Regions from separate parts of the Homo sapiens genome. Here region 1 is linked to region 2. A link is an interaction called in ENCODE POLR2A ChIA-PET data of the cell type or tissue named here. Cell type or tissue: PC-9. All regions are shown on one strand. Each heading gives the region's core, and the rest is flanking DNA. Links, peaks and the distances in the headings are about the cores only. Region 1 overlaps RTN3 (reticulon 3). Region 2 overlaps PLCB3 (phospholipase C beta 3).

Evidence for each region. ChIA-PET counts read pairs that join two places held together with the same protein. Peaks named below come from ENCODE experiments on the same cell type or tissue, not always from the same donor. Only the 100,000 strongest peaks of a DNase experiment are listed, where the experiment ranks them.
Region 1: POLR2A ChIA-PET joins it to region 2 with 22 read pairs; 2 of 35 experiments call an interaction of 5 or more read pairs at or near these places.

What each region holds. Positions count from the first base shown.
Region 1 is chr11:63,709,189-63,725,872 of GRCh38, reverse strand. RTN3 (reticulon 3) reads right to left here. Exons shown (of 9, transcript NM_001265589.2): 3 at 4,841-7,171. Among named protein-coding and RNA genes, the nearest start is that of RTN3, 36 kb to the right of the region's middle. In PC-9, for the core only: no CTCF peak of the experiment used is centred there; no DNase peak of the experiment used is centred there; H3K27ac peaks cover 1,013 bases.
Region 2 is chr11:64,265,109-64,275,292 of GRCh38, reverse strand. It overlaps PLCB3 (phospholipase C beta 3), which reads right to left. Exons shown (of 31, transcript NM_000932.5): 24 at 10,066-10,101; 25 at 9,791-9,983; 26 at 9,254-9,407; 27 at 9,091-9,167; 28 at 8,889-8,978; 29 at 8,741-8,798; 30 at 8,022-8,108; 31 at 7,370-7,940. The coding sequence ends at 7,737. BAD (BCL2 associated agonist of cell death) reads left to right here. Exons shown (of 4, transcript NM_032989.3): 3 at 3,490-3,680; 4 at 4,956-5,463. The coding sequence ends at 5,084. It also overlaps a transcript of GPR137 not described here. Among named protein-coding and RNA genes, the nearest start is that of BAD, 14 kb to the left of the region's middle. RefSeq lists enhancers at 1-191, 3,649-3,698, 3,709-3,938, 4,107-4,672, 4,802-5,231 and a silencer at 5,682-5,801. In PC-9, for the core only: CTCF peaks have their summits at 3,635 and 5,671; DNase peaks (open chromatin) are centred at 3,822, 4,382, 5,182, 6,162 and 1 weaker place; H3K4me3 peaks cover 4,144 bases; H3K27ac peaks cover 4,294 bases.

The DNA.
Region 1 (16,684 bases), core at 7,477-15,476, 560 kb after region 2:
GACAGTAACTAGAAAAATAAGGCACAGAGCTAGAAGTGAAACTGATAAGCAGTAGCACCCTAACGCTGGGGAAATAGTCACATATGTGTAAAAACAGACAAGTATAACAACGTTAACTTAAGGCCGGGCGCGGTGGCTCATGCCTGTAATTCCAGCACTTTGGGAGGCCGAGGCGGGCGGATCACGAGGCCAGGAGATTGAGACCATCCTGGCTAACACAGTGAAACCCCGACTCTACTAAAAATACAAAAATAAAATTAGCTGGGCGTGGTAGCAGGCGCCTGTAGTCCCAGCTACTCAGGAGGCTGAGGCGGGAGAATGGCATGAACCCGGGAGGCGGAGCTTGCAGTGAGCGGAGATTGCACCACTGCACTCCAGCCTGGGCGACAGAGTGAAACTCCTCCATCTCAAAAAAGAAAAAGAAAAAGGAAAAAAAAAAAGAAGAATGTTAACTTCAGCGCTGTCTATAATAGCAAAAAATAGGAAAGAATCTAAATCCTTACCAAAAGAAAATAATATATTCATATAATGGATTACTACATAGCTGTTAAAATGAATAAATTATATAAATTCCAACATGAAAGAAGTTTAAAAACCTAATGTTGAATGGAAAACGTTATACAACAAACATGATAACATGAATGAATGGTTAAAAAGCATAAAACAATACAAACACATTTATTTAAAATAAACTGGAAGGATGTACCAGGTCCATGACGGTGTTACGTCTGGGGAAGGGGAGATGGAGGGCGTGGCCAGGTGGTAATCAAAGAGTCCTTTAGTTTGGAAGCAAATATGACTACCAATGCTAACAATTAACATAAGTTAATTCTACATATAGAGAAGATATGGGTGTAGGCTGCCTTTGTACTTTTCTATATTTTTCCATTTCTTAAAAAAAAAAAAAACAAAACTTTAACAACTTCAATGACTGTGTAATATTCGATTGCACAGTTATACCATAATATACTCAACCAATCTCTAATTGTTAAGACACCGAGATATCTGCCACTATCATAAACTGTGCTATAATGAACATCTGTGTAGTTATTTTTGCACATTTTTAAAAAAGGATAAATTCCAGCTGGGTTCCGTGGCTCACGCCTGTAATCTCAGTATTTTGGGAAGCCAAGGCGGGCGGATCACGAGGTCAGGAGTTCGAGACCAGCCTGGCCAATATAGTGAAACTCCGTCTTTACTAATAATACAAAAAATTAGCCGGGCGTGGTGGCAGGCACCTGTAATCCCAGCTACTTGGGAGGCTGAGGCAGGAGAATCGCTTGAACCCGGGAGGTGGAGGTTGCAGTGACCCGAGATCGTGCCATTGCACTCCAGCCTGGGCAACACGGTGAGACTCTGTCTTTAAAAAAAAAAAAAAAAAAAAAAAAGGGCCGGGCACGGGTGGCTCACGCCTGTAATCCCAGCACTTTGGGAGGCCGAGGTGGGCAGATCACCAGGTCAGGAGATTGAGGCCATCCTGGCTAACATGGTGAAACCCCGTCTGTACTAAAAAATACAAAAAATTAGCCGGGCGTGGTAGCAGGCGCCCGTAATCCCAGCTACTCGGGAGGCTGAGGCAGGAGAATGGCGTGAACCCGGGAGGCAGAGCTTGCAGTGAGCCGAGATTGCGCCACTGCACTCCAGCCTGGGCGACAGAGCGAGACTCTGTCTCAAAAAAAAAAAAAAAAAAAAAAAAAAAGAATTCCTAAAAACAAGATTGCTAGGGCAGTTCTAGGTCTGTTACATATTGCCAACTGCCTTCCAGAAAGGCTGTAACAATTTACATGTACTTCACCAAACTATATGCTTATTTCCTTGCATCCTGCCAATCTGGATACTAAAACACAAAAAACTATCTTCACTACACTAGGTATGTGAGAGGCAGGGATCTGATTTTCTTCCCCAAACTATGAGAGTCTATCATAACTTAATTACTCAGCAACCAACTATAATATGATAAAGGCTTCATTACAAGCTGTTACATAATATACCATAAAATAGCAAAAACAAACAGAAAACCACTAATTCTTTCATTGTTTCTTTTGCCTATTTTCCCAAACAACTTAAGGCAGAATATAATTAAAGCACTGTTTTTACCTTAGAAAGGAAGAATATGCAGATACACGTATTTAAAACTAGACAATCGGCTGTGTGTGGTGGCTCAGGCCTGTAAATCCCAGCACTTTGAGAGGCCAACGCAGGCGGATCACTTGAAGCCAGGAGTTTGAGAGACCAGCCTGGCCAACATGGTGAAACCCCATCTCTAGTAAAAATACAAAAAATTAGCTGGGCGTGGTGGCACACGCCTGTAATCCCAGCTACTCGGAAGGCTGAGGCAGGAGAGTCGCTTGAACCCTGGAGGTGGAGGTTGCAGTGAGCCGAGATCGCGCCACTGCACTCCAGCCTGGGCAACAGAGTGAGACTCTGTCTCAAAAAATTAAAAAAAAAAAAAAAAAGATAAATAAATAAAACTAGACACTGATGCATTTTACTGAAATGGTTTATGTTTTTATTTATTTATTTCACTGCAATGAAATGGATTATATTTTTAAAGATTTATTCATAAATAAGACAATTTTAAAAGGTTTTCACTTTTGAAAGCTGCAAGAAAGGCCTTTAAACTTCTTGGTCTAACTATACCGGTCTTCTTTAATTACAATCTAAAAACATACACTAATCATAGACTTTGGTCAGTGACAAATATCCTGAACTTCCATAGCCCTTTACATCTCTCACGCTAGATTAAATAATTCAGTTGATAATCACTAATAATTAGCATTTACACAGCACTTTATTTACTGCAACATACAAAGCAGGGCAAAATAATGATCATCACATTAACAAAGGAAGATGCTGAACCAATTAGACTAGTCATCTAAGGTCATGCTAAAACAGGAATTTGCCAGAATTAGACACTGGAGTTCTTGTAGCATAATTCCTATATGCCTTATTGCCCAAAAGTTACTACCTGTAAGAATTATGACAACTGAGGAAGAAATCTAGAATGTACCAGAGCCAGAGAATCATATTATTTAAATGATAATTGAAGACCATCTACTTCACTTTACATCCTCACTTTACAGATATTAAAACTGAGGCCCCCGAAAGGTTATGTAAGTTACTTGTTCAAAGTCATACTTCTAGACACAGCACAGCAAGAATTAGAACCTAGTACTCTTTAATCCAAATTCAGTGAGCTTCAAATGCTAGAGTATAAGAGCTATCCTTAATTGGTAATTCAAAATTTTTGGTTTATCAAAAAGCCTCAATGTCTTTCACTGATAATTGTTAGTGAAATAATTCATATCATTCATTCAACAAATAATTATCCAGTACTACTTATGTGGCAGGCCCTGTATTTGGTGCTAAATCTGACTGCATATTTACTATGTGCTAGGCACTGTATTACCTGCATTTTCATATTTAATCCTCACAATACCATTGTAAGGTTAAGTACAATTTATCTATTTTAAATATTAAAACTTAAAAAGATAAATCTACCTACAGTTTCCAGTAAGAAAATGCCTTTATAAAAAGGCACAAAATCAAACACAAAATACATTTAGCCTAACAAAAATCTAATTTTCTTGTAAATACTACAACTCTGTGTATGATTTCATTTGATAAAAGATCTATAATCAAATAGTTTAAAAACCACAGACCTCTACATAGCACCTAACACTGACCATACAGTAGATGTAAAACTTGGTATTACATTAAAGGATGGGGGTCCCTTGTAGAGGGGCTTGAAAGATCCTTTTTTTTTCTTGTACTTTCCAAGATCCCAGAATAGACAGCATTTGCAGTAATCTAACTGAAAGCCACTTGCTAGAAAAGTGATCATTTGAAATAGATAAAAGACAAGAGAAGGGGTTTCTGGTACCATCTAATAATGAGTTTTGGCCTGAAGAATATTAAATAAGATAGAAAGTAGAAGAATGCATGAGTTCTCCTAAGCATTACTCACAAAATAGTACTACAATACTGGTTACCTACTTTCAGAGCATAAAATCTCTATAGTATACGATCACATTAATTAAAAGTTTCATTTACTATCTTTCCCAGCAGGAATTCCTTTATCTTTGATTGCTAAGATTCCACAAAGCACATATCAAAAAATCCAAGTGCTAAAAAGTATGACAATTATGGAGATTTAAAAACAAGCTTTGTAAATAAGTAAGAACCTGATGATATTAGATTCTCACCTAATATCACCTTAGGGGCAACCTATAAGAAAAGAAGTACCTTGAAATATAACTGGAGCATAGAAAAAAAATTTTCTTTTTTTTTTTTTTTTTGAGACAGAGTCTTGCTCTGTCACCCAGGCTGGAGTGTACTGGCGCGATCTCATCTCACTGCAAGCTCTGCCTCCCGGGTTTACGCCATTCTCCTGCCTCAGCCTCCCAAGCAGCTGGGACTACAGGCGCCCGCCACCACGTCCAGCTAATTTTTCTGTATTTTTAGTAGAGACGGGGTTTCACCGTGTTAGCCAGGATGGTCTCAATCTCCTGACCTTGTGATCCGCCCGTCTCGGCCTCCCAAAGTGCTGGGATTATAGGCGTGAGCCACCGTACCCAGCGAGCATAGAAAAAATATTTAGGGGAAGATTAATGTTACAAAGTGGTCTACTGCTTTGGGAAATATTGATATTAAGGAAACCAAATCAAGCAATCATTTAAAAAAAGACAGGAGAAGAATCTGCCTTTCCCATCATACAGCATATTGTTTTTGTATTTTAGCCATAATTTTGTAGGTATAAATCAGACTAACATAAATGGCACGCTGATAAGTAATCAATCACAGAATTAACCACATGCAGTATTCTAATATAAATGGTTACCTGAGAAGTCTGTCAGAAGTCTTGCTAGGACATGCTTTTTTACCAATTCAGTCTTGCTAAGGCTGGAAACAGCATCTACCCTAGTAGTTTCTCTGATAGTGATGGGCTTCTGGGAAATCCCAAGATCAGATCCATTCTTGACATTACGTTCTAGGATGTCATATGATCTCTGTGGCCAAGATTCTGGAGCAAATGTGAAAGTTTGCTTCAGTACTTCTTCAGAAGGCAATTCTGCGTCACGCTGTGCAGAAGTTGACTTCTCAACCTGTCTTTCACCTAATTCTTTAAGAGCCTTAATTGTGAGCTGTTCTTGTTCTAAGTCAAGAGATGCTACTGGAGTACCTTGGGTAGGGAAAACACCTAGAGGCTCACTTCCATTTGTTTCTTTGCTTTGTTCACTGTATTTGCTTCCAATGTCTTTAATTTCAGAACCACCGGACTCATTTTCATGTAAGACTTCTACAGGAGGAGTTGTTTTAAAGTCTGTCATCTTCTCTGATATTGCTTTAAAAGCATTTCTTTCACTATCTACTATTCCTTTATCTCTGGTTTCTGTAAAGGCTGCTATCAGGTCCTCTGGGGAGGAATCATCTATATGTTTAACATTTTTCCCATGTAATGACTCCAAATAGGCAGATGTTGTCACATTTAATGAGAATTCTGTCTCATTAAAAACATTTGGAGACACTGTTGAAGGAAGTTTGGGGTTCTCAGTAGTAATAGGCTTTTCAGGAGCAACTTCACTCACATCTTCTAAGGAGACATTCGTATCGGGTACTTTTGAACATGCTGCCTCACTAGCTGGACTCCTTCCAAGAATATCAGGCTGATCTTGATGCAGCTCAGAGTCACTGACCAATTCTTCAAAGTTTTTAGATGTTTTTTCTTCTCTCTCACAACTGGGAATCTCTTTGATTTCTCTTTCACCTGTTTTTACAACAGCACTTGGAATGGAAACAGGTTTTTCAGCCTGAATTTTGTTATTTTCAAATGATGTATCTGCTGTGATGTCCTCTATTACTGTGTCATCAGACTCACCAGAACTATCAGCTTCTGTGATTTCTCCCAATGCAGAGCTCTGCCAGTCCATTTCATCTTTCAGGTGGTCATCAGGTAAAACCACTTTCACTGTGGCCACTCCAGAACCCAAAGAGTCACATTTCTCAGGTGGAGATCCAGGTAATTCTGCAAGTGTGTCATCCTGTTTCTGCATATTGCCTTGCACACCTTTGATACTGAATTCTTTTGTGGAATTCAAAGAGTCAGGTACAGGTTTTCCAGTAATAGCATTTTCTTGCTGGAGAGATGCTTCTGCCCAATCACCTGTTGATTTAGTGATGGGAGTGCTCCCATCAATAGAACATACAGGAGTTTTCTGATGAGTGCTAGTTTTAAGATTTACAACTGGAATTTCTGAATTATATTCACTCATGTCAAGTCCTGTAGTTTTTGTGATGCAGTCAGAAGATTTATCGGTCTGTTGTTTCACTTGGGGAACCAGATCCCAAGTCAGTATTTCGTTAGTAAAGTTATGCATATCATTCACGCATCTGGACACCTCTTCCAGTGCTGCATTTGTGTGTGAAAACTGCCTACTGAGCAATGCAGACATTGGGTAACGTCCTGCCTCTTTATTTCTCAGTGGAAAAAGCTTGTCATTAGTCTCTGAAATGTCTTCGGATGATTCTTTATCAGTGTGCACAGACCAGCTACCAAAATCATCTGTGCTCTCCTTATATGAGTCTTTAAATTCTTTGTCAAATGCTGCTTTGTCAATAATTACTTCAAATGGTGATTCAGGGGAATCCTTTTCAATAACATCATCTCCTGAAACTTTGGATGGAGACAAAGAATATGTATAAATGCCTTCTACCTTAGAGTACTCAGTAGGTGGTTTCTGGGCTGTCAGCAAAGTGAATCTGTCATCAGCATCCAATGCAGTTTTAGCCTCCCTACTTGATACCCCATTTGGGTTCTTGGTCTCTTTATCTATTTGCTCTTCCACTTGACCAATTTTCTTTGAGAGAAAAGCAGGATGCTCTGGGAAACTGGCTGGAATAGAAGGACGGTCACAATGAACTCCTGCTGCAAGAGAAACTGAAGAGTCTGATACGTTGTTGCTGGTCCCCTGAGGCTTTTCCATCTTTTTCATATCTAGAAGATCCAAGTGGTCTTTTCCTTCTTTGGCTAAAATAGGCTGGCTCCCTAACACATGGCTTTTTTCTCCATGTAGTATTGTAAGGCCAGTGTTATGTATTTCAGAAGATGAAAGAAAGGAAGAAGTCATAATTTCTGAAGATGGCTCATCAGAGCAAAGAGAGCTCAATCCCTCTATGATCAGAATTTCAAAGAAAAAAATTGTTTACCAGGTACAATTACACATTAGCTAGCCAAGCCAAGCAGCATGCTTTTTATTTTTTAAATTACATAAATATATATATACACACACAGGATGTATATATACACACATAAATATGTAACAAAACGATCAAGTTATCCTACAGGACATGCATAAAACTGCCAACAGTGAAACAGAAAAGCCATATCATGCCACAAACTGCAAATGATAAAAAATTTTCATGACAAATACTTTTGGTCTACTTTTCCATTGTACAGAGAAAGCATAAAGAAGGGCGGTAAGATTGAGAAATCTTGGGAGGTTTTTTATTCTTTGATAGAGCTAATCAACAAAAGCAAAATAATTTATACAAAACAAATAACCTGATACTATAAAGGGTTGATAGACTTCAATCTGTAAGCTGAACAATTCAGAGCACAGACTGCCTCTATAAATCTGTTAGTCTCACAATCTGAAAAGGAAAAAAACTAGTGGCCAGACTTTTTTGATTTTTAGGAGATGCAATGGGCCCTTCCTGAATCTGAAAAATGAGACTAGAATTATTCTATTCTATCCACAGGGAGAATCTGTCCCATGTACAAATAAATAGCTGTGATGTTCTAAACTAAAGGGTACTGAAAAAGGTGGACCCCCTCCAAAATCTTTTTTTTTTTTTTTTGATACGGAGTCTTTTTCTTGTTGCCCAGGCTGAAGTGCAATGGCGCAATCTCAGCTCACTGCAACCTCCACCTCCCAGGTTCAAGCCATTCTCCTGCCTCAGCCTCTCAAGTAGCTGGGATTACAGGCAGGCACCATCAAGCCCAGCTAATTTTTGTATTTTTAGAAGAGATGGGGTTTCACCATGTTGGCCAGGCTGGTCTCTTAACTCCTGACCTCAAGTGATCCACCCGCCTTGGCCTCCCAAAGTGCTGGGATTACAGGTGTGAGCCGCTACGCCTGGCCCCTCCAAAATCTCTTGTACTAACTTGTCATTTAAATCAATATTGTACTGTGCAAATTGATTTCTTTGGTTAAGACAGAGTTAACTTGGCTGGGTGCAGTGGCTCACCTGAGGTCAGGAGTTCGAGACCAGCCTGACCAAAATGGTGAAACCTCATCTCTACTAAAGATACAAAAAAATTAGCCGGGCGTGGTGGCAGGCACCTGTAATTCCAGCTACTCGGGAGGCTGAGGCAGGAGAATCCTTTGAACCCAGGAGGCAGACATTGATGGCAGTGAGCTGAGGTCACGCCATCGCACCCCAGCCTGGGCAACAAGAGTGAAACTGTCTCAAAAAAAAAAAAAAAAAAAAAAAAAAAGACAGAGTTAACTCCAGAATTACTTTTAAAATAGAAAATATCCTTCTCAAAGTAATACGTTAAGTCTTATCAGTTAATACCATAGTAGCCATCAATCTACCACACTGTTTTCTAACTTCCCACTCTAACAAATTTTTACTGGGGAAAAGGATCAAAACAAATATCCCAAGGGCTGGTGCTTTCTTACTTCATTTATTTGTTTGTTTGTATTTGAGAGAGGGTCTCCCTCTGTCCTCCAGGCTGGAGTGCCAGTGGTACAATTGTGGCTCACTGCAGCCTTGACCTCCTGGCCTCAAGCTATCCTCCCACCTCAGCCTCCCAAGTAGCTGGGACCACAGGCACATGCCACCACACCTGGCTAATTTTTAAACTTTCTTTTCTTTTTTTTTTTTTTTTGTTTTTTTTTTGAGACGGAGTCTTGCTCTGTCGCCCAGGCTGGAGTGTAGTGGCGCGATCTCTGCTCACTGCAAGCTCCGCCTCCCGGGTTCGCGCCATTCTCCTGCCTCAGTCTCCCAAGCAGTTGGGACTACAGGCACCCGCCGCCACGCCTGGCTAATTTTATTTTTGTATTTTTAGTAGAGACGGGGTTTCACCGTGTTAGCCAGAATGGTCTCGATCTCCTGACCCCGTGATCCGCCTGCCTCGGCCTCCCAAAGAGCTGGGAATACACGCATGAGCCACCGCGCCTGGCCTGATTTTTAAACTTTCTACAGACCTGGTGCCTCACTACATTGCCAGGTTGGTCTCAAACTACTGGGCTCAAGCAACCTGCCCACCTCGGCCTCCTGAAGTGCTGGGATTATAGGCATGAGCCACCACGCCCACCCTGGGCGCTGTCTTTCTTGCATACTGTTGTATCTTTGGAGCTGGGACAAAGTGGGTCTTAAATAAATAGCCCCAAATAAGTGAATCAAAGATTCAGCTTGGTCAGCTGAGACCTAAGTAGGCTCAGGACAGCAATGCCTTGAGCATGAATGAGTAACTGGGAAAATGTGACAGAGAAGTTCTTTTGGGATTACCTTTATTCAGCTTATGTTCCCTTTTTCATGTAAACATCCAAATACCAGATAAAAGCAAAATTATGACTTCATTCAAAATTATTTTATTAAAGACAAAAATATTTTACAATAAATAAAATTCCAGTATTATGAAAATGTTTTGAAATGCCATATAAAGTTCCCCTACTTCAACACATCACTGAAACTTGATGTAATAAGAGCTGAGCTTTAGAAATAGTATAACTGTAATCTGGTTATTAGAATAAAAAGTCTTTGTACATTCAAGGAAAACTGTAAAAGCTTGGTGGCAAAGCTATATTACCAAAACAAAACACTTGAAGTAAACTGTAATTCATATGTAGTTCTAATTTAGTAAACATGGTTTGCATCTACCATTATACAGTATGGATATTCAGCATGACTAGATTAGGGCATAACAGAAATGAAGCCCAGTATTGTAGGTTAAAAGGTTCAAAAATCTGAAGTGTGAAGTACTACAGATTACATTTAAATCAGAAATATTCCACAATCTGAGCCATGCATTGTTACTGAACTTACTAGTCAGTGTTTCTACCACAAAACATTCAGTGAACTAAGGTTATGGTAAAACTGTTTGGGAACCTCTCTCTTCAAACAACTCTGAGGTGAGTCAAACTGACTCCACCCCACAGGGGAGGTTCAGCTTATATGTTTTTTTGTGTGTTTTTTGTGTGTTTTTTTTAGACAGAGTCTAGTTCTGTTGCCCAGGCTGGAGTGCAGTGGTGCAATCTCGGCTCACTGCAACCTCCGCCCCCCAGATTGAAGCGATTTTCCTGACTCAGCCTCCGAAGTAGCTGGGATTACAGGCGTGCACCACCGCACCTGGCTAATTTTTTGTATTTTTAGTAGAGAGCTGGTTTCACCACGTTGCGCAGGCTGGTCTCGAACTCCTGAGCTCAAGCAATCTGCTCGCCTCAGCCTCACAAAGTACTAGGATTACAGGCATGAGCCACTGCACCCAGCCAGCTTATATGTTTTATGGAGATGGAGATTTCAGATGATTCAGATCTGTCATCTTACAGATGAAAGTCTACAAAATGAATTAGTAATAATTCAACAGGTATTTATTGAGTGCCTACCACGTGTCAGACACTGTTTTAGAAACTGGGCTTAAAGCAGTGAATAAAACAGAAAAAATTTCTTGCCTTTATGGAGCTTACAACACAGAGGGGAAGGCAGACAATAAGCAAAATCAATAAGCAAAATGATGACAATAATACAGTGGTGACAGTGCCTGATTAAACAAAAAAGAAAGCAACCAAATTGAATGCTAACCAAAGAATATTCATGTCACTGGGAAGAGCATGGTAAAACTGTCTATGCTTTAGCAGGACACAAACTGGTCAGTTTATCAAGCTTTGCTTTTCTCTTAACTTCTTTGAACCTTTAATACTCCAAAAGTTTCAAGTTAGGTGTAGAATAATCTCAGGTAAAACTAAAGTTAGAAGTCCTATTCTCAGAATACTAACACATCCTCTGCTGAGCACCATGATAGCCTGACAGACTTCAAACATTAAGGATTCTCTAGGCTGGGTGTGGTGGCTCATGCCTGTATCTTAGAACTTTGGGAGGCACAGGAGGGAAAATTGCTTGAGTCCAAGAGGTCAAGATCAGCCTGGGCAACATGCTGAGATCCTGCCCCTACAAAAAATAGAAAAATTAGCCGTGCATGGTGGCACGTGCCTGTAGTCCCAGTCACTTGGGAGGCTGGAGTGGGAGGATTGCTTGAGTCTGGGAGGTCAAGGCTGCAGTGAGCCATGGTCATGCCACTGCACTCCAGCTTGGGTGACAGAGTGAGAAAGAGAAAAGAGAAGAGAAGAGAAGAGAAAAGAGAAAAATGAAAAAAAGGAAAAAAGAAAAAAGATTAATATGACATGGCTACGAGATATATTAAAAAAAAACTCTAATAATGTTCCCTAATAAAAATATTATAACTTACTATTTAGGGTATATCTTGTTTTTTCTGGGGACAAGCTTAGAGGGCAAACAGAGCTCAGTGCTGCATTCATTTCTCAGTGATTGTGAGATGCAGGCGCTAATCATTACTATCAATCAAGCTTTCCCACATGTAGAAAAATAAGGTAGCATCATCATCTGTGCTTTAACTTTAATTATTTTGTTTAGAATTTCAGCAAATGAAAATACCATTTTTGGCTAGCTGAAACCCTAACAAACTTGGACACAGCTGACCTGTACCAAGACAATGGGAAAAATTGGGCTGGAAGTAAAAAGTTTATAAAGGCATGAAAACATTAAATAGAATGAAGACCAAAAACTAATAAGCCTTTTAGAACAGCTCCGATAAGCAAAGACTCTTCCAATTGGTCAGTATGGCACTTGTAGTCACTGCTGTTGCCCAAGTCAGTACCTGGCAAAAGGACAGAAAAGTCCAGTGAATCTGAAGGCAGTTAGCTCTTAAAATACTATACACTGTAAAGCTGTCTGGTGGAATAAATCTGGATTATTTTATGTCTCAGAAAATGTCTACTATCTTTCTTTTCTCAAAAGATTCATCCCTTCACATGCACTCTAAGAGCCTTTCAACACTACTCAAAACAAATCGCCATCAAAACTCTCATTATGAACATTTTCTAAATTAGTTCTTTGCTATAATGGAATTTAGTGTGGATATTCATTTTCAAGAGTTCTAATCACTTAAAAACATGGTGCTACTCTAATTATTAACAAATAAAGTCATAGATCTAGTAGATTTACTAAAAAGGGAATCAGCTGAGTGTGGTGGCTCATGCCTGTAATCCTAGCACTTTGAGAAGCCAAGGCAGGGAGACAGCTTGAGCCCAGGAGTTCGAGACCAGCCTGGGCAACACAGTGCGACCCCATCTCTACAAAAAAATTAAACAATTAGCCAGTCATGGTGGCATACACCTGTGGTCCTGACTACTTGGGAGGCTGAAGTGGGAGGACTGCTTGAGCCCAGGAGGTCGAGGCTGCAGTGAGCCATGCACTCCACCCTGGGTGACAAAGCAAGACCTTGTTTCAAAAAATGGGGGGTGGGTGAGAATCGATATATGGTAAGAGGTAAAAAATGTCATATCCCCACAATGATCATGAACATGTTCTCAAACTTATCAAGTACTCAGCTCCATGATTACTCATCTTCTTAAACTCTAAATACTCCACTGAGATATATTATCTGAAACAAAGACTAAGAAATTAAGTTGGTAGTCATATTCTAAATTCTAAATTTTTAGACCCAAATAAAAAATTCTTTTATATTTTTGAGAGATGGAATTTCACTCTTTTTGCCCAGGCTGGAGTGCAATGGTGTGACCTTGGCTCACCGCAACCTCTGCCTCCTGGGTTCAAGCGATTCTCCTGCCTCAGCCTCCGGAGTAGCTGGGATTACAGGCATGCGCCACCAGGCCTAGCTAATTTTGTATTTTTAGTAGAGACGGAGTTTCTCCACGTTGGTTAGGCTGGTCTGGAACTCCCAACCTCAGGTGATTCGCCTGCCTCGGCCTCTCCAAGTGCTGGGATTACAAGTGTGAGCCATTGCGCCCGGCCAAAAAATTCTTATTAAAAAATTCGAAGTCGGCCAGGCACGGTGGCTCACGCCTGTAATCCCAGCACTTTGGGGGCCGAGCTGGTCCTGATCACGAGGTCAGGAGTTCAAGACCAGCCGGATCAACATGGAGAACCCCATCTCTACTAAAAATACAAAAAAATTAGCCGAGTGTGGTGGCGCATGCCTATAATCCCAGCTACTCGGGAGACTGAGGCAGGAGAATCGCTTGAACCCAGGAGGTGGAAATTGCGGTGAGCCAAGATCACACCACTGCACTCTAGCCCAGGCAACAATGTGAGACTCCATCTCAAAAAAAAAAAAAAAAAAAATCAAAGTCCTTTAATCACAATTACTAATCGTGTGGCCTTGAGTAAACTGCTTAATCCAATCTCATCAAAATGGGAAAATTAAAGCACCTAACTTTAGAACTGCTGTGAGGATTAAATGAGTTAATACATGTTCACAGTAGTAGCTGCCACTTAGTAAATCCCCAATAAATGTCCCCAAACACCACATTCTCAAAAAACTCTCTTGACATAGAGACTCCAGACCACATGCCTTTTTACTAGGGAGAGAAAAGGCATATTGGCAAACTGTAACCACCTTCATCTGGTATATAATACAGAAAATCCTCATGTAGAGCTTTAGACACTTTCCCTCCTACCATTCACATATTAAGGAAGATAATTCAAAGAGCTTTTATCTACTTCAAAATCTTAGGTGATGCAACGTCTGAATACGTTGGTACAAACCAAATGCCTATGGCATCCTAAGAATTGTGCTAGGTTCTATGCAGATAAAGATGCTTGAGAGCCCAGCCTGGCATAGTGGCTCATGCCTGTAATGTCAACACTCTGGGAGGCCCAGGTGGGAGGATTGCTTGAGCCCAGGAGTTAGACGAGCCTGGGCAAAATAATGAGACAGATCCCTTCTCTATAAAAAATTGTAGGGCCCAGCGCGGTGGCTCACGCCTGTAATCCCAGCACTTTGGGATGCTGAGGCAGGTGGATCACCTGAGGTTGGGATCTCGAGACCAGCCTGACCAACATGGAGAAACCCTGTCTCTACTAAAAATACAAAACTAGCTGGGAGTAGTGGTGCATGCCTGTAATTCCAGCTACTCAGGAGGCTGAGGCAGGAGAATCACTTGAACCTGGGAGGCAGAGGTTGTGGTGAGCTGAGATCGCGCCATTGCATTCCAGCCTGGGCAACAAGAACGAAAACTCCGTCTCAAAAATAAAATTTTTTGTTTTAAATTAGCTTGGTGTGGTGGCACACGCCTGTGGTTCCAGCTACTCAGGAAGCTAAGGTGGGAGGATTGCTTGAGCCTGGAAAGTTGAGGCTGCAGTGAGCCCTAATTGACCCACTGCACTCCAGCCTGGGCAACAGAGTGAGACCCTGTCTCAAAAAAAAATAACAAAAAAAAAATAAAAAACCCAAAAAACAAAACCAAAAACCCCACAAGAGAACTTAACATATAAGAAATTCTAAGCCAACACTGAAAGATAAATAACTTTTCCTTTTTTTTTGAGACAGTCTCAGTCTCACTCTGTCGACCAGGCTGGAGTGCAGTGGCCTGATGTCAGCTCACTGCAACCTCCACCTCCCCGGTTCAAGTGATTCTCATGCCCCAGCCTCCTGAGTAGCTGGGACTAGAAGCGTGCACCACCATACCCAGCTAATTTTTGTATTTTTAGCGGAGATGGGGTTTTGCCATGTCAGCCAGGCTTGTCTCAAATTCCCGACCTCAAGTGATCCACCCGCCTCGGCCTCCCACAAGTGCTGGGATTACAGATGTGAGCCACCACACCCAGCCAGTAAATTTTCCTCAACAAAATGTTTCACAAATGATCTTTACCACCAGCAGGGTCAAAGCATATTTTAGTTCAATGTACAACCAGCTGAACAATTTAATAACCGAGCACAAAGACAGCCTTTGGCACAATTTTTCACAATCCCTCTCAAACTTAAGAGCAACTACTAGTTCTTCATGGGCTTTATCTCTGATTTACTGCCTCAGAACTTCCTAAGGAGGACAGAGCTCAGGAATCTGTATTACAAGTTTCCCAGGCAACGAAACTGGTTTCAGAACCACAGCCTTAATACATTTGGTATGTGTTGGAGAGCAGAAAGATAAGGGCCATACTTCAGAGCTCTAGTCCCATAAAAATCCCACAGGAGGAGCCACTGTCACGGCTTCTCCTCACATAGATGGGCTTGCACAACTTAAGAGTACCAAGGCATACAGCAGGAGCGGTCTTCCCGTGCCTACTTTAAACACTTCCATATACTAATTCTAAAGTACAGTAATTCTGCATTTTTATTGGAATAAGGAAAAAAACACATCTGACTAGAAAATCTGGTATGGGAATTGAGGAAGAAATTTCTCTCTTTTATGCCTAGAGTATTTTATCTTTCAGAGCAAGATGGGGAGTTTAAAGTAACATGATAAAAAAAAAAACAAAAAAACTACAATGTCTAAGACTGGGCACAGTGGTGCCCGCCTGTAGTCCCAGCTACTCAGGAGGCTGAGGCGGGAAGATTGCTTGAGTCCAGGAGTTTGAGATCATCCTGGGAAACACAGTGAGACCACATCTCTTAAAAAACAAAGAAACAACCAACAAAAAATACTTATGAGTAAATACATTTGAATTGAAAACCCTTCATATACTGTTTATTCTGCTTCTTTTTCCCCAAAGTGTCTCTTAGATAAAGATTTAGTACTCATCTATTCAAGTACGTATAACTTAATTACTAAAAACAAAATGTGATCTATAATTAAGGAATAAGGAATGTTATATCCTATATCAAAGAGTTCTTCCTAAAAAGAGTAAATAGTTTAAAACTAGGTTATAGTTACCATGTGATTAATTACCTGCTCACCTAAGAAATTCATTACTTTTTACTAAAAGGATATCTATAACATGGAATAACTATATACATCAGTGAAGAATGGGTGCCAGCCTGTAGTAGCCACTAACTTACTTTTTCATATCCATACTATGCATATTCATTTGAGGGAGGTTTGAAATATTCAGGTATAGGTTTTCCTACACTTGAATTTTCTCATGTTCACAAAACAAGACAAATTCGTGCAAAACAGTATCAACAACTTGCAGCCACAGCATCAAAATAGGAAGTTAGCCAGCAGACATTCTGCAGCCAAGCTAGATCCTAAACAAAACGTCTCTTTTGTACAAAGAAAAATGTTTTTCTTTTTTTTTTTTTAAAAAAAGGCTGTAACTGGCAAATTTATTTTTTCCTCAATGCTTGCCCCCAAAGTTCAGGGTTGTAACTTCCTATTCCAGATGCCTACTGCATTAGTCAAATTGAATGCAAGCATTCATTAATGCAATGCTTCCAATGCGGCATGGTGGATGGATCCTCTTTCCAATCTCATTTTCACCTACTTTTCTTCCAATGTTTTCTAAAGAAACAGTATTTTCTAGCTTCCACTCTCAAGGGTTTTGAAAAGTAAAACAAAATTTCAGTTTGATTTTGATTTTGTTGGAGGGAGCATATACCCCAGATGATACTAAATTATATCACTAATAGTGATAATATGGTCAAAACAATGGTATCTGCCTCTTCTGCTGTCATGATTTTAATATTAACTTCAAAATG
Region 2 (10,184 bases), core at 868-8,867:
TCCCGGCTCTCCTGCCCCTATCCGAAATCCTTCAGCCTCCCAAGGTGCTGGGATTATAGGCATGAGCCGCCACGCCTGGCTGTCATCTGTAATCTTTACTCCTGACCTAGTATGCCTCTCCCCACTGCCACCTCACTCCTCCAGGGTCTTGAGGTATCCCCACCTGACCTGGGGGCAGCTCTGGGCTTTGGTGATGCTCAGAATGCCCAGGCACTCTGATCACAGCCTATCTTACCCTAGGCCTTTCCGGATTCCGTCCTCTCGTTCCCTTACTCGCTTTTTTTTTTTTTTTTTTTTTTTGAGACAAAGTCTCACTCTGTCTCCCAGACTGCCAGACTGGAGTGCAATGGTGAGATCTCAGCTCACTGCAACCTCCGCCTCCCAGGTTCAAGTGATTCTTGTGCCTTAACCTCCCTAGTAGCTGGGACTACAGGCCCACACCACCATGCCTGGCTAGTTTCTTTTTTTTTTTGAGACAGAGTCTCACTCTGCCACCCAGGCTGGAGTGCAGTGGTGCAATCTCGGCTCACTGCAACCTCTGCCTCCTGGGTTCAAGTGATTCTCCCGCCTCAGCCTCCTGAGTAGCTGGGATTACAGGCTCGCGCCACCACACCTGGCTAATTTTTGTGTTTTTAGTAGAGACAGGGTTTCACCATGTGGGTCAGGCTGGTCTCGAACTCCTGACCTCGTGATCCACCTGCCTTGGGCTCCCAAAGTGCTGGGATTACAGGCGTGAGCCACCACACCTGGCCTTTTTTTGTATTTTTAGTAGAGATGGGTTTTTGCCATGTTGGGTCAGGCTGATCTCGAACTCCTGGCCTCAAGTGATCCACCTGCCTTGGCCTCCCAAAGTGTTGGGATTACTGGCGTGAGCCACTGCGCCTACTTGCTTTTTTTTTTTTTCTCGAGGTAGAGTTTCACTCTGTCACCCAGGCTGGAGTGCAGTGGCGTGATCTCAGCTCACTGCAAGCTCCGCCTCCCGGGTTCACGCCATTGTCCTGCCTCACCCTCCCGAGTAGCTGGAACTAAGGCGCCAGCCACCATGCCCAGCTAATTTTTTGTACTTTTAGTACAGATGGGGTTTCACCGTGTTAGGATGGTCTCGATCTCCTGACCTCGTGATGCGCCTGCCTCGGCCTCCCAAAGTGTTGGGATTAAAGGCGTAAGCCACCGCACCCGGCCACCTACTTGCTTTCTTAGTCATGTGTCTCATTTATGTGTCCTAGCTGGGACCCCTGGAGGCCCTGCACTGGCCCACAGGCCAGGTCCTCAGGTCCTCTGAGGGGAGAAGAGACATTCCAATGGTTATCCCCCGCCTTCAGTTCCTGGCCTGTAATTTACCTCCTCCAAAGAGCCTCCCTGACAGACATATCTTGCCATAAACACCCAGCATGTTTCCCTACCTGCCTCTCTTTTTTTTTTTTTTTTTTTTTTTTTGAGATGGGTGCAGTGGCGTGATCTTGGCTCACTGTAACCTCTGCTGCCCAGGTTCAAGCGATTCTTCTGCTTCAGCCTCCCGAGTAGCTGGGATTACAGGTGCCTGCCACCGCGCCTGGCTAATTTTTTTGTATTTTTAGTAGAGACGGGGTTTTACCATCTTGGTCAGTCTGGTCTTAAACTCCTGACCTCGTGATCTCCCCAACCTCGGCCTCCCAAAGTGCTGGGATTACAGGCGTGAGCCACTGCGCCCAGCCCCCCACCTGCTTCTCACTCTGTCATTGCACTCTGAGTGTTTGCTCAGGGGAGTGGTTCTAAGTCTTTATCGGTCTGGGTAGAGGAGTGGAGTTGGCAGGAGTTGGGAGATGGCACAGAGCACAGTTCAAATAGACCATAGTAGGCGGGCCTCTGAATAATAACCCATAGTGCACTTGCAGCCTACAAAGCACTTTCTTTTTTCTTTTGTTATTATTATTATTATTTGAGACAGAGTCTCGCTCTGCCACCCAGGCTGGAGTGCAGTGGCACAATCTCGGCTCACTGCAACCTCCACCCACTGGGTTAAAGCAGTTCTCCTGCTTCAGCCTCCTGAGTGGCTGGGACTACAGGCGTGAACCACCACACCTAACTAATTTTTGTATTTTTAGTAGAGACGGAGTTTCACCAGAGTTTGAGGCCAGGCTGGTCTCGAACTTCTGACCTCAGGTGATCCACCTGCCTTGGCCTCCCAAAGTGCTGGGATTACTGGCGTGAGCCACCACGTCTGGCCTTCTTTTATTAATTTTTTAAATTAATAGAGATGGGGTTTTGCAATGTTGCCTAGGCTGGTCTCGAACTCCTGAACTCAAGCAATCCACCTGCCTCAGCCTCCCAAAGTGCTGGGATTACAGGCGTGAGGAATCACGCCCAGCCACAAAGCACTTTCACATTTTTTAATTTTATGTGATGTTCACACAGCCACTGGGAGTCAGGGCTAGGATTATCCCCTCATAAAGGTGAGGACACAGGCTAAGAGAGTCGAAGGCTGGCTAGACAAGGGGAGAGACACAGAGCTCCGCTGATCATCACTGGACTCTGGATTCCACCAAACCTTTGGAACCTTCCAGCCTCAGGCCTCCACAGCTTCACAGAAACTGGGCAAGTCTTAACTCTCTAAGCTTCTGTCTTCTCACCTAAGCATGTTTGGTACTCACCTCCCAGGGTGGTTAGGAGGATAATAAGGGAATGTCTCGGCCTACACGTAAGTGCACCATCAATGGTACCTAAAAACGTCAACAGTTCCAGACACTGTCTCCAGAGAAGGCTCTGTGGGGGATGCGGACATGTAGCGGCCAAGTTCTTGTTCTCCAGGGGCTCTGCAGGTCCCTTGCAGAGGAGGCATTCAATCCTGCCGGCTGTGGCAGGACACTTTCCTATCCAAGGGATTGGCTTCCTCCGATGTAGAACAGACACTATGAAATAGCTACCAACCCAGGGGTTGCCAGGAGGCCCCATGAAGGTCTTGCACTAATAATACTTCTTGCTTTTTTTTTTTTTCTTTTGAGAAAAAAAGCCTGTCGCCCAGGCTGGAGTGCAGTGGCGTGATCTCGGCTCACTGCGACCTCTCCCTCCTGGGTTCAAACGATTCTTCTGCCTCAGCCTCCCGAGTAACTGGGACTATAGGCACGTGCCACTATGCCCAGCTAATTTTTGTGTTTTGAGTAGAGACAGGGTTTCACCATGTTGGCCAGGATGGTCTCGATCTCCTGACCTTGTGATGTAACTAGTATTTCTTATGCCCTTATTTTGTGCTAGGCACAGGGCCTCACCCATTATTGGCACTCGGTAAGGATTCGTGGGATTAATGAGAAGTTAACCTAAATCTTCACCAAAGGCCCCTGAGCTTCCCCTCGATTCACATACAAGGGACTGGGGCTCTGAGAGGTGGGCTGTGATGCGCCCCTGGAAGACCCACGAGTGGGCCTGCAGAGCTGATGGGGAGGGTTCAGGCAGGGCCAGGGGCTTAGAGGAGCTGAGATTAACGTCGCCCCCCTACCCACTGACCCTCTGCAGGCGCTGGGGCTGTGGAGATCCGGAGTCGCCACAGCTCCTACCCCGCGGGGACGGAGGACGACGAAGGGATGGGGGAGGAGCCCAGCCCCTTTCGGGGCCGCTCGCGCTCGGCGCCCCCCAACCTCTGGGCAGCACAGCGCTATGGCCGCGAGCTCCGGAGGATGAGTGACGAGTTTGTGGACTCCTTTAAGGTGAGCGCCAGTCCCCAGCGTGCCAGGACCTGAAGTACCAGGCCGCCCCCCGCCGGTCTGTCCCTGCCTTGTCCCAAGGCACGCCCGGATCTGGAGTCCCACGACCCCTCCCCAAAGCCGTCCTGTTCCTTCCTAGCTCCAGAGCATTCTGGGATTTGTAGTCACAAGACTTCCCCGCCCCCACTCCCCAGCTCTTCCCCCGCCTGGTGTGTGTGTGTGTGTGTGTGTGTGAGTCACAGGGCATGCTGGGATCTGTAGTCTAGATCCCACTCCAGGCGTGTGTGTGTGTGTGTGTGTGTGTGTGTGTGTGTGTGTGAGAGTCACAGGGCATGCTGGGATCTGTAGTCTAGATCCCACTCCAGGCGTGTGTGTGTGTGTGTGTGTGTGTGTGTGTGTGTGTGTGTGAGTCACAGGGCATGCTGGGATCTGTAGTCTAGATCCCACTCCAGGTGTGTGTGTGTGTGTGTGTGTGTGTGAGAGAGTCACAGGGCATGCTGGGATCTGTAGTCTAGATCCCACTCCAGGTGTGTGTGTGTGTGTGTGTGTGTGTGTCAGTCACAGGGCATGCTGGGATCTGTAGTCTAGATCCCACTCCAGGCGTGTGTGTGTGTGTGTGTGTGTGTGTGTGTGTGTGTGTCACAGGGCATGCTGGGATCTGTAGTCTAGATCCCACTCCAGGCGTGTGTGTGTGTGTGTGTGTGTGTGTGTGTGTCTCACAGGGCATGCTGGGATCTGTAGTCTAGATCCCACTCCAGGCCAAAGCTCCTGGGTTCCCCGAATTCTTGGAAGACCAGGCATGCTGGTATTTGTGCTCCTTGCTGGCACCTGTGCGCTCTGTCGCCCAGGCTGGAGTGCAGTGGTGCGATCACGGCTCACTGCAGCCTGGAACTCCTGGCCTCAAAGGATCCTCCCGCTTCAACCTCCCAAAGTGCTGGGATTACAGGCGCTCACCATCGCTCCCGGCCCTTTGATTCTCGAATTGCGGTCTCATCTTCTGGGTGCTAGGTCTCCAGCTCTGGCCTTTCCATTTAGGGCCCTAGGCATCCTCTCTTCCCGTCTCCGGCACGGAGTTCCTGGGATCTAACCAGTTCCCATTCCTGGGGGCCCATGCGTCCTCGCGAGCGTCCCTGACCGCCCGGCGTGGAGCCTCCTGGGAGTTGTGGCCTTCATTATCTCCCCCCCGATCTCACTTAGAGGAAGGCTCACGGAAGTGGAGAGCCTGGCTCGAGCTGCCATGGTAATCTAACTCATGTAACCCTTTTCTCCCTCCACCAGAAGGGACTTCCTCGCCCGAAGAGCGCGGGCACAGCAACGCAGATGCGGCAAAGCTCCAGCTGGACGCGAGTCTTCCAGTCCTGGTGGGATCGGAACTTGGGCAGGGGAAGCTCCGCCCCCTCCCAGTGACCTTCGCTCCACATCCCGAAACTCCACCCGTTCCCACTGCCCTGGGCAGCCATCTTGAATATGGGCGGAAGTACTTCCCTCAGGCCTATGCAAAAAGAGGATCCGTGCTGTCTCCTTTGGAGGGAGGGCTGACCCAGATTCCCTTCCGGTGCGTGTGAAGCCACGGAAGGCTTGGTCCCATCGGAAGTTTTGGGTTTTCCGCCCACAGCCGCCGGAAGTGGCTCCGTGGCCCCGCCCTCAGGCTCCGGGCTTTCCCCCAGGCGCCTGCGCTAAGTCGCGAGCCAGGTTTAACCGTTGCGTCACCGGGACCCGAGCCCCCGCGATGCCCTGGGGGCCGTGCTCACTACCAAATGTTAATAAAGCCCGCGTCTGTGCCGCCGAGGCTTTTCTGTGCGTCGACTGGGGCTCCGGCAGGCCGGGGTAGTGCTCTCACGGATACTTTCAAAAGAGGCCGCTGTCTTACGAGGGAAACTTAGGCTCTGCCTGACATCCAGCGACAGAGACGGAAGGGGTCGCGGCGGCTCGCGGGCCTGGGCTGCGCGGCCCAGGTCCAAGTCCCCAGCACGCGCATTGGGACCGCAGCGCTGCCGGCAGCCCGATCCCGCGCTCTGCAAACCGTGCCGCGGCCCCCCAGAGAGGGTCACTCGCTCCTATTTGGGTCAGCCCTTTCCAGCAGCTACTGTGTGGCCGGCCCGGGGCCAGCGCCGCCCGGGTACCTCGCGGGGCGGGAGGGAGCGGCTGAGCCAGGCTGGCAGCAGCGCGGTCGCTGGAAACTGAGGCTTCATGCGGGGACCCGGACAGAGCGGGGGCTCCGTTCCAGAAAGATTTATTGGCGCCCCCTATAACCCGGGCCGGTTCTTGGTGCCGGGCACAGAGATGCATTGCGCCACGGCCCTGCTCGCGGAAGCTCCCGAGGGCCCGGAATCGGCAGGGCAGTCAGAGAGGGCTTCAGGGAGGAGGCAGCTAGAGCTGCGACCGGAAGGTGAGGTGAGGGTCATCCCCCCCGGCGCAAGGAGGAGTGGACCCATGGAAGGACAGGGGAGCAGCAGAGGCCAGGCTTCTAGGGGCTGGAATGTCACACCCAGAAGTTAGACATTCAGCTGGTATTTGAGGACCTGGGAACTGACTTGGAGTGTGTCCCTCAGTGGACACCAGCTAGAGTCAGGAAGGTGGGAGTTGGCTGCTGAGGAGCCTAGATACGGAATACACTGGAGTGAGCAGAACTGGGGGATAGGGCAGCGTCCCACAGAAGAAGTGAGGAAGTCTGGGGCCATTGCATTGACCCTGAGGGAGGAGGGCCCTACTCCGGAGCCTGTTTCCCTGGCCTCCCCACCCCATCTGTTTGCCTGAGGCTGCAGCAAAAACAAAGCAAAGAAGATACTCAATTGGCAGGAGATAAGCCCAGATAAGAGGCCGCCTTCCCCTGGAGGAGGGATGCAGGCGGGCAGCCTGGGAAGAGCCAGGAAGCTGGGAGAGGCCTTGAAGAGGTGCCAAGCCGACCCTGCTGCGAGCCCAGCCCCGCCCTGGAGCCCGCACTGTGGGCTCTCTGCCACTTTTCGCTGGTCTTGAGGCATGGGACAGGTCCAGGCTGGCTGAAGACAGTCCACCACGGAGGGTCCAGGCCTGCCCTGCCTCCAGGTCAGGACGTCTTGACTTAGCTGTGGCCTAGCACACGACAGATGGCTCCGGGCCTCAGTCTCCTCATCTGTAAAACAGGCATAACATCTCCCTCACAGGGATGAGGGGATGCTGGGTGGCCCAGCCCCTGCGTGTCTGTGACTGTCCACTTCCCTTCCCCCAGAGTCACAGGCAGGCCTACTGCCCACCTATTTCTGAAGACCCAGGTCCCCCGGTGTTGGGCAGGTTCTGAGCTGCCCTGCTCCACCCTGGCCGATCCATCACCTGATAGAGTCAACTGCCTGTCGGGGGCCCAGAGCAGCCCCAGCGGAAGATACTAGGCGTTTGGGTCATATCAGGCCACAGGAAGCGGGGCAGGGAAGGCTTCCTGAAGCAGAGGCCTGAGCCTCAGAAAAGAGAGAACAGGGAGAGCCTCGGAGAGACGAAAGTCATGGGGATGGGGGAACAGGAACAGCGGCTTGGGGGCAGAGGGCACAAGCAGAAGGCCACGGAAGCTCAGCAGACTCGGCAGGGCAAGCTCAGGTTCAACCCAGCAGCCCTTGGCTGGAGGCGTGACCTCAACCCCACCAAATGCCCAAAGTCCATTTTATAGATGAGGAAACTTAGGGCCCAGAGTCCTGTCACCCCAAATCACACTGCACACAGGGTCCCTGAAATCCACTTTTATTCATGTAAAAAAAATCCCCAAAGAATAGAGAAAAAAATGTGACTCCTACTTCCCGGAGCTCCAAGTCTCCAGCCAGCTCTCCCGGGGAAGGGAGGAGACGCTGCTAGCTCGAGGGTGTGGGTGTCACAGGGAGCAAAGCCCTGACCAAGGCCCTAACCTAAGACTGAGGGCAGGAAGGAGGGGCCCCAGGAGGATGAAGGGAGTTAGCTGAGGTACTTGCCCCGGGTTTAAAAAAATAAAATTTCTAGATAAAAAGTTAAAAAAAAAAAAAAAAAGCATTAGTGTCATTGCCTCCTGCCCTCCACCCAGCGCCCGCCCTGGCCCTGTGGCCACCTCGCTCAGCCAGTTCAGAGCTGCGTGTTCTCCTCCTGGCTCTCCGAGTCAGCGCCCGACAGGTGCCCGCTGCTCCCGGGTGCGTGACCGTTGCTGGCACAGGCCACCAGAGGCCCGTCCCCCAGCCCCTCCGGCATCTCGCCCAGCAGGCTCCGGCGGATCTCCTGGGGGAGCCTCGCCCGCTGCTCCTGACACTCCTGGGCCAGCTGGGCCAGCAGCTGTGGGAGAAGGATGGGCATCACAGGCGAGGCCTGGCTGCCTTGCACCCCGTCTGCCCACCTGTTCGCCCATGGCCTCACCTTGGGCTCCTCTTCTGCCAGCTGTTGCAGGACCTGCTGCTGCCCAGCCACAAGACGGTCATGCCGCTGCTTCTGGGCCTCCTCCAGCTACAGGGGTGGGCAAGGGCTCAGCTGAGGGGCCCTGAGGGAGGGGCTAGAGCCTCGAGGCTCTGGCTGGGTATAGAAGTCAGGTGGGCGAGGCCGGGTGCAGTGGCTCACATCTATAATCCCAGCACTTTGGGAGGCCAAGGCGGGCGGATCACCTGAGGTCAGGAGTTCGAGAACAGCCTGGCCAACATGGTGAAACCCCATCTCTACTAAAAATAAAAAAATTAGCCAGGCATGGTGGCGGATGCCTGTAATCCCAGCTACTCGGGAGGCTGAGGCAAGAGAATTGCTTGAACCCAAGAGGTTGCAGTGAGCCAAGATCGCGCCACTGCACTCCAGCCTGGGCGACAGAGTGAGACTCTGTCTCAAAGAAAAAGAAGTCAGGTGGGCGAAGGCTCCCAGGGCAATGTATCAGGGTTGTGAGAGGACTGGGCCCAAGGACGCCAAAGCCAGGGACACTGGTACAGACAGTTGGCTTTGGGTATGATGTGGGTACCCTGGGGCTGTTGGGCACTTGAGAAAGGCCCTAGAAGAACCTTGAGGGCAACGTGGCACCAGGCCAGGCATGGAGATGGGTGTCTGATGAGTGAAGGAAGGGAGGTGGGGTAGGGTGGCCCGGGAGCCTGACTCACCCGACGGATGGAGTTGACTGACTCAGTGATGTGCCGACGGTTAATCTCCGTCAGTTCCCTGCACGGGAGCAACGCAGGATGGCTCGGGGCCCAGACACCTGCCCTGCCTCCCCAGTACCCAGATGGCCCCCGGTCCCGGTGCCCTTACGCCTCCTTCTTATGCTTGTCCCTCATCTTGGCCTCCGAGATGCTGTTATGGCGCTTTCTGTCCAGGATCTTCTGCAGCTCCTTCTTCTCCCTGGAGAAGCCGGCAGGGGAAGAGGAGGGGTCAGCGGCAGAAGCACAGACTCTGCCCTCCTTCTGGTACTAGAAGTCCCCAGCCCTTCCCATAGACAATCCTCGGCTTTCACCTCTCGTTCATCTCTTTCAGCCTCTTGAACTGAGTTGTGTTTGCATCAAGGACGACCTCCCTGAGCCGCTGCAGAGCCTGTGGACACAGGGAGCTGACAGGTGATGCCGGGCTGACGACGGGTCTATCCAGCAGGCTTTCCCTGGCCACTGCAGGCCCCCTACCTGTCTCAGGTGTTCCAGCCTCCGCTGGGCCTCTGCGTCCACCTGGGCCTCCCGCAGCTCCAGCAGGCTCTGCACCTGTCTGTTCTGGAACTCCTGATACCGCTTTGCCTCGTCCTCCCCCTCCTTCGTGTCCTCCACATCAGCGGCCCCACCTCTGCGAGGAGAACCCCTCTGGGTGATGCCTGGGCCCGTCACATGGACTGGGATGGGGAGGGTGTGTAGGGGGGCACATCCTGGCAAGCGATGGCAGACACCATCCCATGGGGCCAGGTCTGTTATGCAAACCAGGAGGCCTGTTAGCTCCACCCAAGTGATGGGAGCCTGTTTGGGCAACATGCTCCTCATGGACTTCAAAAGAGATGTCACTCCCTGGGGGACACAGGGACGCCTGGTGTGGAAAGCCTCCTCCATCCTTGCACTGAACCCTCCTCCCTGGGGGTCAAGGAGCAGCTCTTGCCATCTCTCCATGCCCACCGACCCCCATGTTCACATCAGCACACCCAGCACACATAGCACACAGGCGGCCCAGACACTCACAGGGCACCTGGCCGCAGCCGGCACCTGCCCTCAGCCTGTGCCTGAGCCAGGCCATCCAGCAGGCGGCGGGTGAGGGTGACTGCCTTCCGCTGATGCTTCTTGCGCAGCTCCCGCAGGTCTCGCTCTTGCCGGCTCCGGAGCTTGACCAGAGCCTTGTGACCTCGGAGCTCATCCAGCGGGGTGGGGGCCACCTCTGGGAGCGGCAGAGCAAAGGTGGGCGGGGGGTGGGGGAACCTGCAAGGCAGCCCCCTGCCTCCAGGTACCCCGCCCCCTACCTGAGAGGATGCTGGCGATGAGATCATCACGCTGCCCTGGGGAGCAGAGGCCCTGTGAGGAGCTGGAGGACAGGGTGGGGGGTGCCTCCCTGCAGCCCACCCCCGACCCAGGCCACTCC